2 separate regions of the Homo sapiens genome follow, and region 2 is linked to region 1. The links are chromatin loops, found by intact Hi-C in ENCODE. Cell type or tissue: PC-9. All regions are shown on one strand.

Region 1 (8,000 bases):
AAGTTGAGGCAACAGTGAGGCTGCACTGCACTCCAGACTGGGTGACAGAGCAAGACCCTGTCTCAACAACTAAAAATAAAACATAGAATATCTTTAGGATTTTGGAGTAGAGAAGAATTATGATCATCAGGCCAGTATTAAAATATTTTGCATTTTCTGAGGACACATCAGAGAAAGTGATTGGGTTATGAGGACAAATTTGCCTAGAGCTCAATTCTGTGTTGTTATTTCAGGTAAGCATAGTCTTTCTTCAAAGAACCAAGGACTAGCCGAGTGTGGTTTCGTCTCTACTAAAAAAAGAACCAAGGACTGGTTATTTGTTGGTGGCTGAATGATTGGTTTGTGAAAAGACAGGAAACCCAGGCTGAATAGGGAATGGTGGTCTGGTCTTTGTGTTGACAACAATTAATAGGAAAACCCCAAGAGGCAGAATTTGGAGCCAAAAGGCAGTACGGGGCCCTGATGGATGATTCTATATGAAAATAGATTGTCCCTGAACATGGCTATCAGGGACAATCACGAGGCAAATGACTAAGTCCAGACACAAAGTCAGATATCCAGTAATTGTTGTTTGTTTTTGTTTTCTATATGTATATGTCCTTAAGATTATCTTATCGGAGAGGCAATTATTATTATTATTTTATTTTTTCGGGACAGAATCTGGCTCTGTTGCCCAGGCTGGAGTGCAGTGGCACGATCTTGGCTCACTGCAACCTCCACCTCCTGGGTTCAAGCAATTCTCCTGCCTCAGCCTCCCGAGTAGCTGGGATTAGAGTCACCTGCCACCACCTAATTTTTTAGGCTAATTTATTTTAGTATTTTTTTTCTTTTTTAATAAAGATGGGGCTTCACCATGTTGGTAAGGCTGGTCTCGAACTCCTGACCTCAGGTGATCCACCCACCTCGGCTTCCCAAAGTGTTGGGATTACAGGCGTGAGCCACTGCGCCTGGGGAGGCAATTAAAAAGACTTTGGAAACATACAAATATAGCTTCAAATGCAAGTGCTGTCACATCCCAGCCGTGAGAATTTCCTAATTTATGAAATGAATAAAATAATACCTACTTTTCAGGGTTGCTGTAGTGATCAGAATGTAGGTATGTAGGGTGGATTAGGGATGGCTGCACATTCTTTGTTATGTACTCACATTGAGAAATGGAGTTTAATAATTAAGTGCCTTATTCAACAGGTATTTAACGGGTGCTTACTCTGTGTCATGTGCCCTTCTTGCTGCTGAACAAAGTGGATAAATTCCTTGCCTGAAAGTAATTAAGGTAATACCTTTTAATCATTGTTGGTGATGTAATGGTTATTAAGATAACCAGAATATCGGGGTTTACCTAAAAAGACCTAATTGTCTGATATGGACACGTAAGAAATGAAGTTCAAAGGAAATCTGTCCTAAGTAAATTATAATTAACATCTAAGTATTAATCGTTAACAAGCTGAATAGACACCATATAGCTATTTCAAATTTAAATTAGCCTCTATCTTACCTATTATTTTTAATTTCTACCACTACCTTCTGGAAGCTGTGTAAATGAAAATCCTAACTGAGTAAGTTAACACAAATAAATACCACTTATCCATTCATTCATTCAACCGATCATTCAACAAATATTTTATTTTATTTATTTATTTTTTGAGGCAGAGTCTCACTCTGTCGCCGGTGTGCATCACCACACCCAGTTAATTTTTTGTATTTTTAGTAGAGATGGGGTTTCGCTATGTTGGCCAGGCTGGTCTCAAACTCCCGGTTTTAAGTGATCCACCCACCTTGACCAAAGTGCTGGAATTACAGGCGTGAGTCACAGCGCCTGGCTTCAACAAATATTTGTTGGACAACTTTTATGTGCTAAACTGTGCTAACCATTGTTTCTCTGAATGATTCAGACATAGACTCTGCTTTTTCTGCCAAGAACTCCACTTTTCATATCAAAATTATGGTAGAGGAGGAAAAACTTGAAAAAAAAGTGCTAGGTTAATCATATCTTTTATAACTGAATGATTTCTTAGATTAAGATATTTTAATCTATTTACTTTGAGGTAGATTGATCCCTGAATGACATAGTCTAGTTACTGATAACTAAAAAAGTACAATTAGGTGTTAAGTTTGAATAGAATTTCAATCCATTATTTAGGGTTCCTAAATTTTTCTATATACTGTAGTTGCTTGGTTTTATTCAGGGCTAGGGAAATTTGCTAATTTGAGAGGCAAGACAAAAAAGCCTGTCAAATGCATTTGTATTATGCCAAAGTAGTTCTCAAGGTATCTTTCAAGTGAATGTTTAGCACATATGCGTGCACACAAAACAAACTTGATGTTCACCATTATCAACGACTAGGATGGCAAATCCACTCTTGCTTTGTAACCAAGGAAAGTCACTGCTGCATGGTCGTAACGTGCTTAGTCTTTATGAAGATGCCTCAGCAAAAGATGACAGGGATATAAGACTGAGTTATTCCTTTGAAGTTTAACTCATTATCCTTTGGTAATCATAACTCCATGTTTTTTACCTCCCCAGTTAAAGTTCCAAAAGGCAACAGTAGGTCACAGCAGCCCCTTAGTCGGAGGTTAGGCTCAGGTGCAATTTACTCTCCTCTGTATGCTTGCTAGTAACCAAAGGAGTAACAGTTTCGCACACCAAAAATGATCAGAGTCAGTGGCCAGGGTTTACGTTTCATGACAGCCTTCTATACTTGTAGGAAATACAGACTTTACCGTTAAAGAAACTAATGTGGTCACCAGGGTCATGGTCTTTAGATTCACGTCATCTGGAGTGTAAAGCACTAGATCTGAATTCCCTTTTTGTTGATTGGGGCATTGACAATTGAACTGTAATGACAAAAGAGGGTATAAACTAGAACGTATGTTTGCTGATCCATACAGCATTTTTGTGGTAGCAAGTATTCTTTTGGTTAGAATTAATACATCTCTTCTGGTTTGAATGATAGTCTCCTGAAGTTGATGAAACTTAGTGGTTTCATAAGAGAAAGGGTGCCCTCATGTGGCGATTTAGAAACATAACAGCAAATTCTTTGGCATTCCCGGCTTCAAGGAGGAGGTGTATATTGCCTCATTTTAACTCTGGTTGTGTTTCTGATTACTTTTATCAGAAGAGTATGGCAGAAGTGAGGTTATATGACTTCTATGGCTAGATCTTAAAAGTCATACAGCCTCCATGGTGGAGAAGATGCCATGAGCAGGCAGTATGGTTGACAGTCCCAGCTGAGCCCAGATTTCCAATTATCTCCAGCAACGCAGCAGACGTGTGATTGAAGCCATCCCAGCCCCTCCCAACCAGCCCATCGGCCCCACAGAACAAAAGGATCACCTAGGGCAGCCTTGCCTGAACTCCTGGCCTACCAAATCATGAGACATAATAAAATGATTGTTGTTTTGAGCTACGGTTTAGGGTTCTTTTTATGCAATGTTCGATAACTGGACACTCCTTCTGTTAATTCAAGTTCTCTAAAAGCTGATACCAAGAGGATCGGATTCGACATAAAAGAGGTTTTTGGGGAAACACCTGTGAAGGATAACGGGTGAAGGAGTGGACTAGGTAGGGAGAGCTTTCAGACTCTGATGCAGGTCTGGAATCTGAAGGAAGAAAGATTAGGCAAGAAGAGTCTTAGGCTATCTCACAAGAAAATAAAGTATTTCCAGGCTGTGGTGGTGGGGGGGGAGGTCCTCAAGCCTGTTAGAAAGATTCTGCTTATCCCAAACACTTTATGTCAAACTGGAGTTTTGGACCTGTGTGCGGCATGCTAGAATTGATAGAATGTAGCTTAGAAACTCACGAAAACAACTTACAGAATCCCACGCCGGGCGCGGTGGCTCACGCCTGTAATCCCAGCACTTTGGGAAGCTGAGGTGGGCGTATCACCTGAGGTTGGGAGTTTCAGACCAGCCTGACTAACACGGAGAAACCCCGCCTCTACTAAAAATACAAAATTAGCTGGGTGTGGTGGCACGTGCCTGTAATCCCAGCTTACTCCGGAGGCTGAAGCAGGAGAATAGCTTGAACCCGGGAGGCAGAGGTTGCAGTGAGCTGAGATCGCGCCATTGCACTCCAGCCTGGGCAACAAGAGTGAAACTCCGTCTCAAAAAACAAACAAACAAACAAACAAACAAACAAAAAATCAACTTATAGAATCCCAGTGTTAGGACTTTCTCCCTCTCACATTGTATATCATCTATTATAACTCTGAAAATGTATTATAGTTTTTTTTTTTTTTTGAGACGGAGTCTTGTTCTGTCACCCAGGCTGGAGTGCAGTGGTGGTGCAATCTCGGCTCACTACAACTTCCGCCTCCTGGGTTCAAGCAATTCTCCTGCCTCAGCCTCCCAAGTATCTGTGATTACAGGTGTGCCCCACCACGCCTGGCTAATTTTTGTATTTTTAGTAGAGTTGGGGTTTTGCCATGTTGGCCAGGCTGGTCTCGAACTCCTGACCGCAAATGATTCACCCGCCCCCCCCCCACTTGGCCTCCCAAAGTGCGGCGATTACAGGTGTGAGACACTGCGCCCAGCCAAAATGTGTTATAGTTATTTTTTACATAGCCATGTTATTCATCAGACTTTGATATTCTTGAAGGCAGGATCTATGTGTTTTTTTTTTATCTTTGTATCCTTCTTCATTCCCCAAGTTCCTGGCTCAATGAATGCTTGTTGAATGACTAAGAATGATAGTGAAATCACATTCCCTGTGTGGTTCTCAGAACAAATTGTAATTCTCTGGATTTACTTATAAGGACTTCATTGTTGATGAAATATCTGAATATTAATTATGTCTTCTAAAAATATGTTGTAAACAGACTTGTAAATAATAGTGAAGAAAATCACATGAAAGGAGGAATTTCTCTTTAATGGTACTTTGCTATCTTAGTAAATAGTTTTTATAGTCTTTGCTAGCGCTGCTCTCCCACCATTTTCTGACAGGATTATGGATAGTAGAATTCATAACTCACTAGACTGACGTTTTAGTTGACTTCCTAGAGAATATATTTGATCTTGTAAGTTCTGTACCTAAAGACTTCCTTGTCACTGTATCCTATTGTGATGGTTCCCAGATTTTTGGATTTCATGGATTAATATCATTTTTTAAAAACTGGGATGCTGACACTTATTTTGTAAAGCAAGAACATCAAAAATAATCTATGGCCTATTATTACCATCATTTTACAAAAGAAAGGCTATGTTCGTAACAAAAAGAGGATATCTCAGAATTTTAAAATGGAATGGACAGAGACAGATTACAGAGTTAGTACATTATCCTTATTGTTCAGCATTCCTTTACAGTTTGGTACCAGCCTGTGTACCTGAACTATTGGCTGTAAATTAAAATTTCAACTTATTTAAGGCTTTCCTAGTTGTCCAGCAGCTGCCATTTTCCAGGGGCTGGGAAGGAGGAATGAGAATGTCCTGGGGACAATGCTTTTTTTTTTTTTTTTTTTTGAGATGAAGTTTCATTCTTGTTGCCTAGGCTGGTGGGCTGTAGTGCAACAGCATGATCTTGGCTCACTGCAACCTCCGCCTCCCAGGTTCAAGCCATCCTCCTGCCTCAGCCTCCCAAGTAGCTGGGATTACAGGCGCCTGCCACCATGCCTGGCTAATTTTTGTCTTTTTAGTAGAGACGGGGTTTTGCCATGTTGGTCAGTCTCGTCTCAAACTCCTGACCTCAGGTGATCTACCTGCCTTGGCCTCCCAAAGTGCTTGGATTACAGGCATGAGCCACTGCATCCAGCAGATGCTTCATTTTTACAGAGGCAACACAGGAGTTGCACACCTCACGTCTGCTTACATTCTGTTGGCCTAGACTTGGTTGGAGGAAGAGACCAGTGAGGCTGGGGAATTCTGGTCTGTAGCTCTTGGCCATGTATTTAACTAAAACTTGGTGTTTCTATTTTTGAAAGGAAGAGGAGAATGGATACTGGAGAAAATAGTGATCCATCACAGCCCACTCCTTTGGCCCTCCATGTAGCCAGGCTCACCATTTTTTCTCAGCAGTGGAGCGTAATCACCACATACCAACAACCCAAAGTCCTGTCTGGGTGCTGCATCCATCTCCAAGTCCAGGATCTCTGGGTGATGTGCTGTCCTCTCCATCAAGTGACAGGGTGGCTCTTGCCTCCCACACCTACATCCAGTATGTAATGATGTTGTAGAATGGTATATCTGCAATAAAATCTCTCTTTCACAAATGGAAAATTGGGAAATGGGAAATGAGCAGGACTCAGTGGTTTATAACAATGGCGAAATTCTAATGGGCAGAAAAACAGACTCCTTGCCCTGGCAATGGAATACATTCTTGGTTAGAACTTGTTCCATTTTCTGTGAGCAATTCTTTGTCTATTGTCCTTTACTCATTATTCTCTACTTTTTGCAAGTGTTAGAAATATGTGCTTGTAGAAGGCTGTTCAGATTTCATAGCCTTCTTCCTGCTGGTGCAAGATAGGTGTGCCTGATCTATTTGCTATATGCATTATTTAGAATAGGCTACAGACCCCAGAACCTAATGATTTAAAGAAAAGATAGTTCATTTCACTTTTACAGAAGAGCTCTGTGCCGGAGTTTCATACCAGCAGTGGCCCCTGCTCCATGCAGTCCTTTGAGGACTAACATCAGTAGAGAATGAGCTAAGCTTCTTGACAAGGGGATGTAGATATGCAGTGGCTTAAAAAATAGAATTTCATTTCTCTCTATATTTCTGACTGCTGGCTGGAAATCAGAGACAAGCAGAGCAAGCTTGGGAGCCTCATATTGAGGAGAGCTCCCGCACCCGCCCAGGTCTGTGCACTGCTGGACTGTTAGATAAAAGAGAAATAAAATTTGCTAGCTTTTCAGGCTGCAAAATGTAAGAAAAGCAGAAAAGCATAAGACCAACAGAGTCCCTTTAAGCTTTCCTAGATATCCCACATCACATTCCTGTATACTTGCTGTTAAGAAAGTTTGAGAAATGGTCTTTGATTTACAATGGCAATATTCTTAGCTAAAAATTGGGGCTCTCCAAAAAAAAAAAAAAAAAAAAAGAAGTGGAGAATGAATGTTTGAGTAGGCATCTAGTAGTCTATGCCATCCTATCTAAACACCAGGAGAAAATGAGTTGGCCTTTTCAGTGGCTGTCTTAGTCTGTTTTGTGCTGCTATAACAAGATACCACAGACTGGGTAATATATAAAGAACAAAAATTGACATCTGCAGAGTCTGGAGGATGGGAAGCTCAAAATCAAGGGACTGGCATCCGGTGAGGACTTTCTTGCTGTATCATTCTATGGTGGAAAGCAAGAGGGAGGGAGAGAGAGAGAGAGCGAGCGAGAGAGAACGAGAGAGTGAGCCAAACTTGTTTTTTTATAATTCCCATGATAACAAACTCCCTCCTGCAATAATGGCATTAATCCACTCATGAGGACAGAGCCCCCACAGCTTTGTCACTTCTTAAAGCTTCCACCTCTTAATACTGTTAGAATGACGTTTAAGTTTCAACATGAGTTTGGGAAGAGACAAACATTCAAGCCCTAGCAATGGCTTAGTTTGTTCATCTATAGTCACATGAAGTGCATTGCTATGTGTGGTTAAATATAGTTTAATTATTGTCAAGAACATTCCAGAAGACATGAAGTTGAAGAAAAGAAGTTCTACAACGGTGATGTGTTATTAAAAATGATTTCTTTCAGCCTAATAAAACTAAACCTGGAATAGCTATAATTTCTTCACTAAATTATTAACTCTGCAATGATAAATAGCTGGTTCCTTTTTAATACAAACATTTTTAAAAGACACTTTTATTCCATGGTAACTTGTGTTATTGTTTCTTCCTAACAGTCACACTTCATTTTTCAGATGAGATATCCTGTTTCTAACTTTCTCTTCCTTATTAAGGAAACTTTTTGCCTAAAGAAACTTTGTGATAATTATTTTTTATGTGCTTTTGAAAAATATTTTATGGTGTTATTATTACAAAATAAATTCCTGTCCATTATAAAAACACATATAAGGAAA
Region 2 (8,000 bases), 210 kb before region 1:
TACTCCAGCCTGGGCAACAGAGCAAGACTCTGTCTCAAAAAAAAAAAAAAAAAAAAAAAAAAAAAAACTGCCAACGGGACCCAATCTTCCTAAGAGGGTCAGTGGACCTTTAAATAGCAAGACTTGGGCTGTTCTGAACTCCAGGAATATGGAGCTAAATAGCCAGAAAGATGCCAATGAAGCTGGCACAGCCGTTAGGATTTCTATTCAGTTCTGCATGTTCCTTTACTATCTATTATTTGGCTTGAAAAATCTAGGGCCCAGACTATAAGAAAGACAAAACAGAATGGAAGCTAAGATGGCCAGTTTTTATAGTAAAAAATCTATTCCAAGGGGATTGGGTTGACACTTTCTCTATTTGCAAATAGAGAAAAGTAAATTAAAGAAGAAAAAGCCACACAAGGTATTTTTTTTCTGAACATATGTATTTAAAATATTTGTCACTGCATTTTGACTTATTCAAATTGTTTAATATGATATTTGTTGGTTGTATTTTTAGTAAAATGGAATTAAAGGCAGTTTGTATTTTGGCAACCTATTTTGTTCTGGTATCTTGGAGAGTGGAGTGAGGGGAAGACGATCTGAGAAAATTCTGGCATGGGGAGAGATGAGGAATGGGAGTTCTTTTTCACCTTCTAATGTTCTTGAGAATGCATCTCTTGGGGCTCAGGAAACAATACCCCAAATATGGCACTTTGGCCTCCTGAGTACTTTGATTTTTTTTGTTTGTTTTTTTGAGATGGAGTCTCACTCTGTCGCCCAGGCTGAAGTGCAGTGGTGTGATCTCGGCTTACTGCAACGTCCACCTCCCAGGTTCAAGTGATTCTCCTGCCTTGGCCTCCCGAGTAGCTGGTGTTACAGGTGCCCACCACCACACCCAGCTAATTTTTGTATTCTGAGTAGTTTGAACTAAAGGAGATTGGAAAGCCTCAGAGGCAGTTTAAGGAGCAAAGTCTCAGGGGCTCACGCCTGTAATCCCAGCACTTTGGGAGGCCGAGGGAGAAGGATCGCTTGAGCCTAGGAGTTCAAGACCAGACTGAGGAACATAGGAAGACCACATCTCTACAAAAATTTTTAAAAATAGCTGAATGGGGTGGCACATGCCTGTAGTCCCAGCTACTTGGGAGGCTGAGGCTCTCGAAGGATCTCTTGAGCCCAAGAGGCTGAGGCTGCAGTAAGCCCTCATCGCACCACTGAGCTCCAGCCTGGGAGACAGAGCCAGACCCTGTCTCAAAAACAAACAAAAAACTCCCCAAAACAAAGAAGCAAAGTCTTTCTCTGACCTTCTCCCACCTGTCTGTTTCCCATCCACCTTCCTTCCCTGAAGTGAGTCATAGAACCATAATTCCTCTTCCCAACTTTGGGTCATAGAAATTAGAATCCCTCTCCCTGCAAAGTGAGCCATAACATCTAGAAAGGTTACTCTCTCCCTTCTCCCTTGAACACCCTCATTCAGGAGGGGTGCTGCCTCATACCAGAGAGGAAAGAATGCTGCACAGAGAGGCCAAGAAGAATCTGAACGGACAGGACTTGCTGGGTTTCGCTCCCCAGTCTCTGACTTTCATCCAATCACATTTCTACGTGGTTGTCCATTCTTCATCAAACCTAAGAATAAAAATAGAAAGTTTTTTCTGGGTCTTTGGGTCTTCATTTCTGAAGGCTCCTGTGTCATCACAAAATACTTTGATTAAATAAATTTGTTATGCTTTTCTCTTGCTAATCTGTCTTTTGTTATAAGAGTTTTGGCCGTGATCCTTATGAAGGGTGAGACAAACAATTTGGAAATGGCATGCAAACAGATAGGACTACCTCCATTATCGTATGTAAGAATAGCAATTATGGGCCGGACATGGTGGCTCATGCCTGTAATCCCAGCACTTTGGGAGGCCAAGGCCGGTGGATCGCCTGAGGTCAGGTGTTGGAGACCAGCCTGGCCAACATAGTGAAACCCCATCTCTACTAAAAATATAAAAAATTAGCCGGGCAAGGTGGTGGGCACCTGTAATCCCAGCTACTTGGGAGGCTGAGGCAGGAGAAGTGCTTGAACCCGGGAGGCAGAAGTTGCAGTGAGCCGAGATCGCGCCATTGCACTCCAGCCTGGGCGACAGGGCGAGACTCTGTCTCAAAAAAAAAAAAAAAGGGGAGTTATTAATTTTATTAATCACATGATGGAGTCTTTCTGGGGAGAACAGGTGGCTCCCAAGCAGGTCCAAGCATGGCTTGAGAGAGCAGGGAAAGGAGACTGACTCTGCTTTTACTTGTGATTAGAGGGTAGGGTTCTTACTTGGCCAAGGCTTGCATGGTTTGAACTCACTTTCAGTGCCAAAGGAGGAAGCACTCAGGATTTCTTATCACCCCGCCCAGAGGTGGGGCAAGGAGAAGGAAGTTGGCGGAGGGGGAGGGGGGGCTTGAAAACTGTCAGCAAACATCAAAAATGGAGTCAGACTATGAGAATAAAAGAGTTTAAAAACCTCCTGTTTACTTTTTTTTTTTTTTTTTTTTTTTGAGACGGAGTCTCGTTCTGTCACCCAGGCTGGAGTGCCGTGGCGCGATCTCGGCTCACTGCAAGCCCCGCCTCCCGGGTTCACACCATTCTCTGGCCTCAGCCTCCCGAGTAGCTGGGACTACAGGCGCCCGCCACCGCAGCCGGCTAATTTTTTTTGTATTTTTAGTAGAGACGGGGTTTCACCGTGGTCTCGATCTCCTGACCTCGTGATCCGCCCGCCTCGGCCTCCCAAAGTGCTGGGATTACAGGGGTGAGCCACCGCGCCCGGCCCCTGTTTACTTTTTTTCTCTTTCTTTGAAATGGAATCTATGTTGCCCAGGCTAATTTTGGAACTCCTGGATTCATCTTTTCTACATTAAAAGATAATTTTCACTTAAAAAAGGGAACAAGTAGCTTTGTGTATTATATTTAATTTTGGCCTCCAAGTTTGAAACATCTGAACTGTCAATTAATGAGGTCTACACTACCGCTATGGGGCTTGGGACTTGTCTGTCCCTGGTTAGAATGTTTCACTAGGGAAGAGACTTCAGAATCTCTCTTGTTACTGTTAAATAGTAGCGGGCACATAGTAGACATGTTGCAAATATTAAATGGATGGCTGGTGGATAAATGGATGGATGAGTTCAAGAGAGTTGCCACTAGATGGCACTGTTTATTTGGATCTGTGTTGCAAATTTTCACAGGCATCTCAACAGTCCAGGGGAAGGTGGTGGCTATTCTTCGGGATCACGTCAGCCACGTATGTCTGAACTCCCCTGATCCTGCCCCGTTATGGCTGCTCCTTCATCCCCCACCAGCCCTCGAGGGGGTTGAGAATCATGAAATTTTCTCCTTGGAAATAATCTCAGATATTATCTATTCTATTGCAACTCCCCAAATTTTCAGGCTAACAAAATGGGGGGCAAGCCGTGAAACACTGCAGTGGGAGTGTAGCTGTCAGCAATTGATTTAGTTCAGATGTCTCAAACTTAGGAGCCAAAAATAACGATAATATGCTGAGCTATGTGTTCATTCAGAAAAAAACAAAAACCAAAAAACAAGAATTTCCTGCAGCGGACTTAACACCTGCATCCTGCGCCCACCATGATCCAGCCCCTGCAGTTACCATGCCCCTACTCCCCCAACCTCCCCCGACCTCCATCTGTTGTAGCAGACCCAGAAGGTCCTTCCCTAGACTTACATCTAATATTTACGTTTCACTCCCCGATAAGCTGTAAGGATCCCTTGCTTTCTGCAAATCGACTAGGTCTGCCATTTTCATCCTTAAACCTGACCTCCTTCTCCATTTGGCCTCAGGCCCAGCTGACCTGGCCTTGTTTTCCTCATCATAAGTGACAGTTTTTTAAAATCTGAAACATTCTAGTTGCAAATCCCATTACTGCCTCTATAGAATCCTGCGGTTTTGATTTTATCTAATCCCAGCATTTAACAGCAACTGGGCAGCTCTGCTATATCCGGGCCTGTGGTAGTCTCATTATCATGCATTTTAGCAATTATTCAAAATGCACCTTTTCACATAGAAGAAGAGTAAGTCCAAGTCCAATCTAGCCATAATTCATTCACTCATTCAGTAAGCATTCACTACATGTATATTACATAGAACCGGGTTCGGTCATTGTTTATAAAAACAAATAAGGCATTTCCACTCCCCAAAAGTAGACATGCAATCAGATAAAGTACAATCAAGTACATTAAATGCTTAGTAGTCTAATGAAAATAAATAGCAGCGTCCTTTATCAGACTGAAATGAAATATTGTTCTGCAATACAGACCACTGCAACTCTGAGTTTTCATCTACAATATAAGAATGATAAACTCTACCTCCCAGGCTAGTATGAAAACTCAAGAGTGAGTGTGGATATATAAACAAAATTTCCTCAGTACAGCTCTTGGCCTACAACAGGTGTTCAATAAGTACTGTTCCCTTCTCCTTCTCTATAATAAAGGTATAAACAAAATTTTGTGGGAACACAGAGGAGGAAGGTTGTAAGAGTTTCCTGAAAACTCTGCAATCTGAAGCACAGAAAAAGAAGAAAGTTGTAGGCAGGGGGCAAAGTAAATAGAGAGATGCATCAGCTGGGTCCTCCGGGAAGCAGATCTGAGACAGAGTTAGTGCAAGAGGCTTAGTGGGAAGTAATGCCACGAAAAATGAAAGAGACTGGAGAGGCGGTGTTGGGTGGAAAAGCTCAGACAACGTTGCAGATCTGAGTCTCCACCCACCCAACAGAGAGCTCTGGAGCAATAGTGCCTGTTAGAGGAGTCCTGCATTTTGCAGAAATATCCAGGCCCTGGTTCCCCTCCAGGAAGAACATGACCTTAGCTAAAAAGTGGCAGATTCTGGAGGTAGTAACAGCAGAGGCTGCCAGCTCACTGCATTCTTGGCAGTTGAGCAGCAAAATTTTTTCTTGAAAAGAGATCTGAGGGGCACACCTCTGTGTCTGCCACAGTATTTTGTTCTACCTCCTTCTAAGACTTACAGAGTGCCAGTATGTCCAGATGCTGTGCCAGGCACTTTTTTCATTTATTCTTGCAACAGCTCTTTCAGATGGATAAGATCCCCACGTTTCAGATAGGCAAAGTGTGTTTCAGTCCATGCTCTTCCCCAGTGGCCTGCTTAAAACAACGTCAGTGGTGGTGGTTGTCTGAACCAGCAGAAGTTACTCCAGGGAGTGAACCTAACACAAGATTTGGATGCAGGGAGACACAAGCTGAAGGTAAACTGGAACTGACAGGTTCTAGTCAAAATAGTAGTGACCCTGATGGTTCAATACTCTTGAAAGAGAACTTTCAAAGATAATAATACATGGTTCAATTACCTATGGTGTAATTGGGATCACGTATTTCCCTTACTTGGAATTTTCCATGGCTTTCCATTTGTCTTAGTCACATCAGGCTGCTCTAACAAATTGCCATAGGCTCAGTGGCTTAAACAACAAACACCTGTTTCTCACAGCTTTGCAGGCCAGGAAGTCCAAGATGGAGGCACTGGCAGGTGTGGAACTTGGTGAGGGCCAGCTTCCTGGTTTACAGATATCTATCTGATTTGTATCCTCACATGGCAGAAAGCAGGGAGAGAGGAAGCAAACTCTCTCCTGTATTTTCTTATAAGGCCACTAATTCCCATTCATGAGGGCTCTACCCTCAAGACCTAATCACCTCCCAAAGGCCCCACCTCCTGATACCATCACAGTGGTGGTTAGGCCTTCAACATATGAATTTTGGGGAGCATAACTTTCCTCTATAACACCATCAGACTCAGAATAAAGTGCCTTATCATGGCCTTCAAGGCTCTGCTTGTCCTGGCCTTGCCTGAGCCTCTAACCCAGTGCTTCTCTTGCCCCCCGGGGGACATTTGGCAATGTCTGGGGCCTTTTTTGGTAGTCACAGCTTGGGATGGAGCAAAGGAAGGTGTTACTGGCATCTAGCGATACAGGCCAGGGATGCTGCTTAACATCCTACAATGCACGGGACAGCCCTCGACAAATAATCGTCCAGCCCAAAATATCAGCAGTGCCAAGGCTGAGAAGCCCAGCTCCCTCCCCTCCTATTGCTTCTCTCTCCTTATTCACTCCACTCCAGCCGCTAGCTCAGTGCAGGCCTCGACACATGTTCCCACTCTCTGGAAGCTGGCTTGTCTTCCCACCGCACCTCTCATGTTCAGGTCTCAGCTCAGATGCAACTTCCCCAGACAGGAGGCTGGCAATCTGTTCAAGGCATGTTCCTCCCAACCTCTCCTGTTATCTTCGCTCCCATCCCCCTGATATCTTTCTCCATGACACTCACCATGATTCACAAATCCAGATTTATTTGAACTTTGCCGTGCTTCTTTCTTGCTATACTATGAACTCCACACACTATATGTCCATCCATTAGTAGGTGCTAAGCATATTCTATGTGCTGAAAACATACTTGAGTGAATTAATAACATTTTCCAGAAAATGCCTTGGTTTGGGGAAGCTAAATTCCAGATGCATTTAGAGGGAAATTTCATTGCAGTTTAGTTACAGTGTGGCACTTATCATTTATTTTATTACTGATTATCCAAATTTTTGGCCATCAGCATGTTTTCAGAGACTGTCTTATAATATTTGCTTTGCCGTGGAGAACACCTCATTATTGCGATGGCCTTTCTTGCCCACCTGCCCACCCACCTCCTGCACTCCCCCTGGCTACCCTGGCAGTGCTCCTGTTCCTCACGAGCACTAGGCTCAGTCCCCTCCAGGGCTCCACACTTGCTGTTCTCTCTGCCCCTAGACCTTCCCACATGGCTCACTTATTTCAGATCTCAGCTCAAATATGAAATCTTCCTGGTTTACAGAAAGCCCAGATGGGCTTTCCTGAGCATCTCTCTAGAATCATCACTGCTGTCTCCTTCCTATCCCACTGTCTTTTCTTTTGGAGCATATCCACTATCCACTTGTGCACTGTCTCCCCAACTACAATGTCTGCTTACCAAGGACAGGACTTTGCCTGTCTTGTTCATGGCATCCGCAGCCCCTAGAATAGGGCCTCTGGTAAAGACTGTTGAGTGAAGAGTTCCAGAACACAGAGAAAGGTACACAGCAGCAGTAATAAGGATGAGCAACCTCTGTGCAGCAACAACTGTCCACCCTCTAAAAAGCTGCTTTCAGAAAGGAAGGGGCAGATTGTCCAATTTTCTCCAGTAAATGCTGCTACCATCTTCTCTGCTAGGAAGGGCTTTTTTAAAATTTTAATTTAACTTAATTTAATTTAATTTAATTTAATTTAATTTAATTTAATTTGAGATGGAGTCTCGCAGTGTCGCCCAGGCTGGAGCGCAGTGGCACGATCTCAGCTCACTGTAACCTCCGTCTCCTGGGTTTAAGCGATTCTCCTGCCTCAGTCTCCCAAGTAGCTGGGATTACAGGTGCCCACCACACCTGGCTAATTTTTGTATTTTGAGTAGAGACGGGGTTTCGTCATGTTGGCCAGGCTGGTCTTAAACTCCTGACCTCAGGTGATCCACCTGCCTCGGCCTCCCAAAGTGCTGGGATTACAGGTGTGAGCCACCACGCCTGGCCAGGAAGGGCTTATTTTGAGCCCAACCTGGATGAATTTCTCATGTGTCCTGTGGTATCTCACTGCCTCCTCAGCACACCACCTTGTTATTCTTACAGAAGGTGTGGTGCCAACAGCAGTGAGTGAGGCTACCCAAGCTTCCGGTGGGGAGGAATATTCTGGAAACAGAAGGACACAGATAGAAGGAGTTACAACTGATCTTATACTCTTGGTCATAACTCTATTATAATCTTAGGTCTAAGTCTCAGAACTATGAAACACTCTTAGGACATTCTTAATGTCCTTAGAAACTAAGAAAAACTTAGGAAGACTTGTCATATAAGGGAAGAGCCAAATGAATGATGTTCACAGTTCTGAATCATGTCAAACAGATAATCTTCATAGTGGCGTTTTAAATTTTCTCACCATAAGATGAGGACAGAGATCCGCTGTACCGTTCAGTGCAGGCTATGCA

The links. Peaks named below come from ENCODE experiments on the same cell type or tissue, not always from the same donor. Only the 100,000 strongest peaks of a DNase experiment are listed, where the experiment ranks them.
Region 2: a loop joins it to region 1, with 7 times the contacts of the local background. A loop is called at or near these places in 77 of 110 quality-filtered maps.

The regions. Positions count from the first base shown.
Region 1 is chr11:102,492,592-102,500,591 of GRCh38, forward strand. LOC102723838 (a long non-coding RNA gene) reads left to right here. Exons shown (of 3, transcript NR_135076.1): 2 at 1,189-1,273; 3 at 5,916-6,210. Among named protein-coding and RNA genes, the nearest start is that of MMP7, 34 kb to the right of the region's middle. In PC-9, CTCF peaks have their summits at 3,002 (motif pointing left) and 3,204; DNase peaks (open chromatin) are centred at 1,130, 1,840 and 3,000; H3K27ac peaks cover 462 bases.
Region 2 is chr11:102,284,985-102,292,984 of GRCh38, forward strand. No RefSeq gene overlaps it. Among named protein-coding and RNA genes, the nearest start is that of BIRC3, 28 kb to the right of the region's middle. In PC-9, CTCF peaks have their summits at 3,127 (motif pointing right) and 3,330; a DNase peak (open chromatin) is centred at 3,157.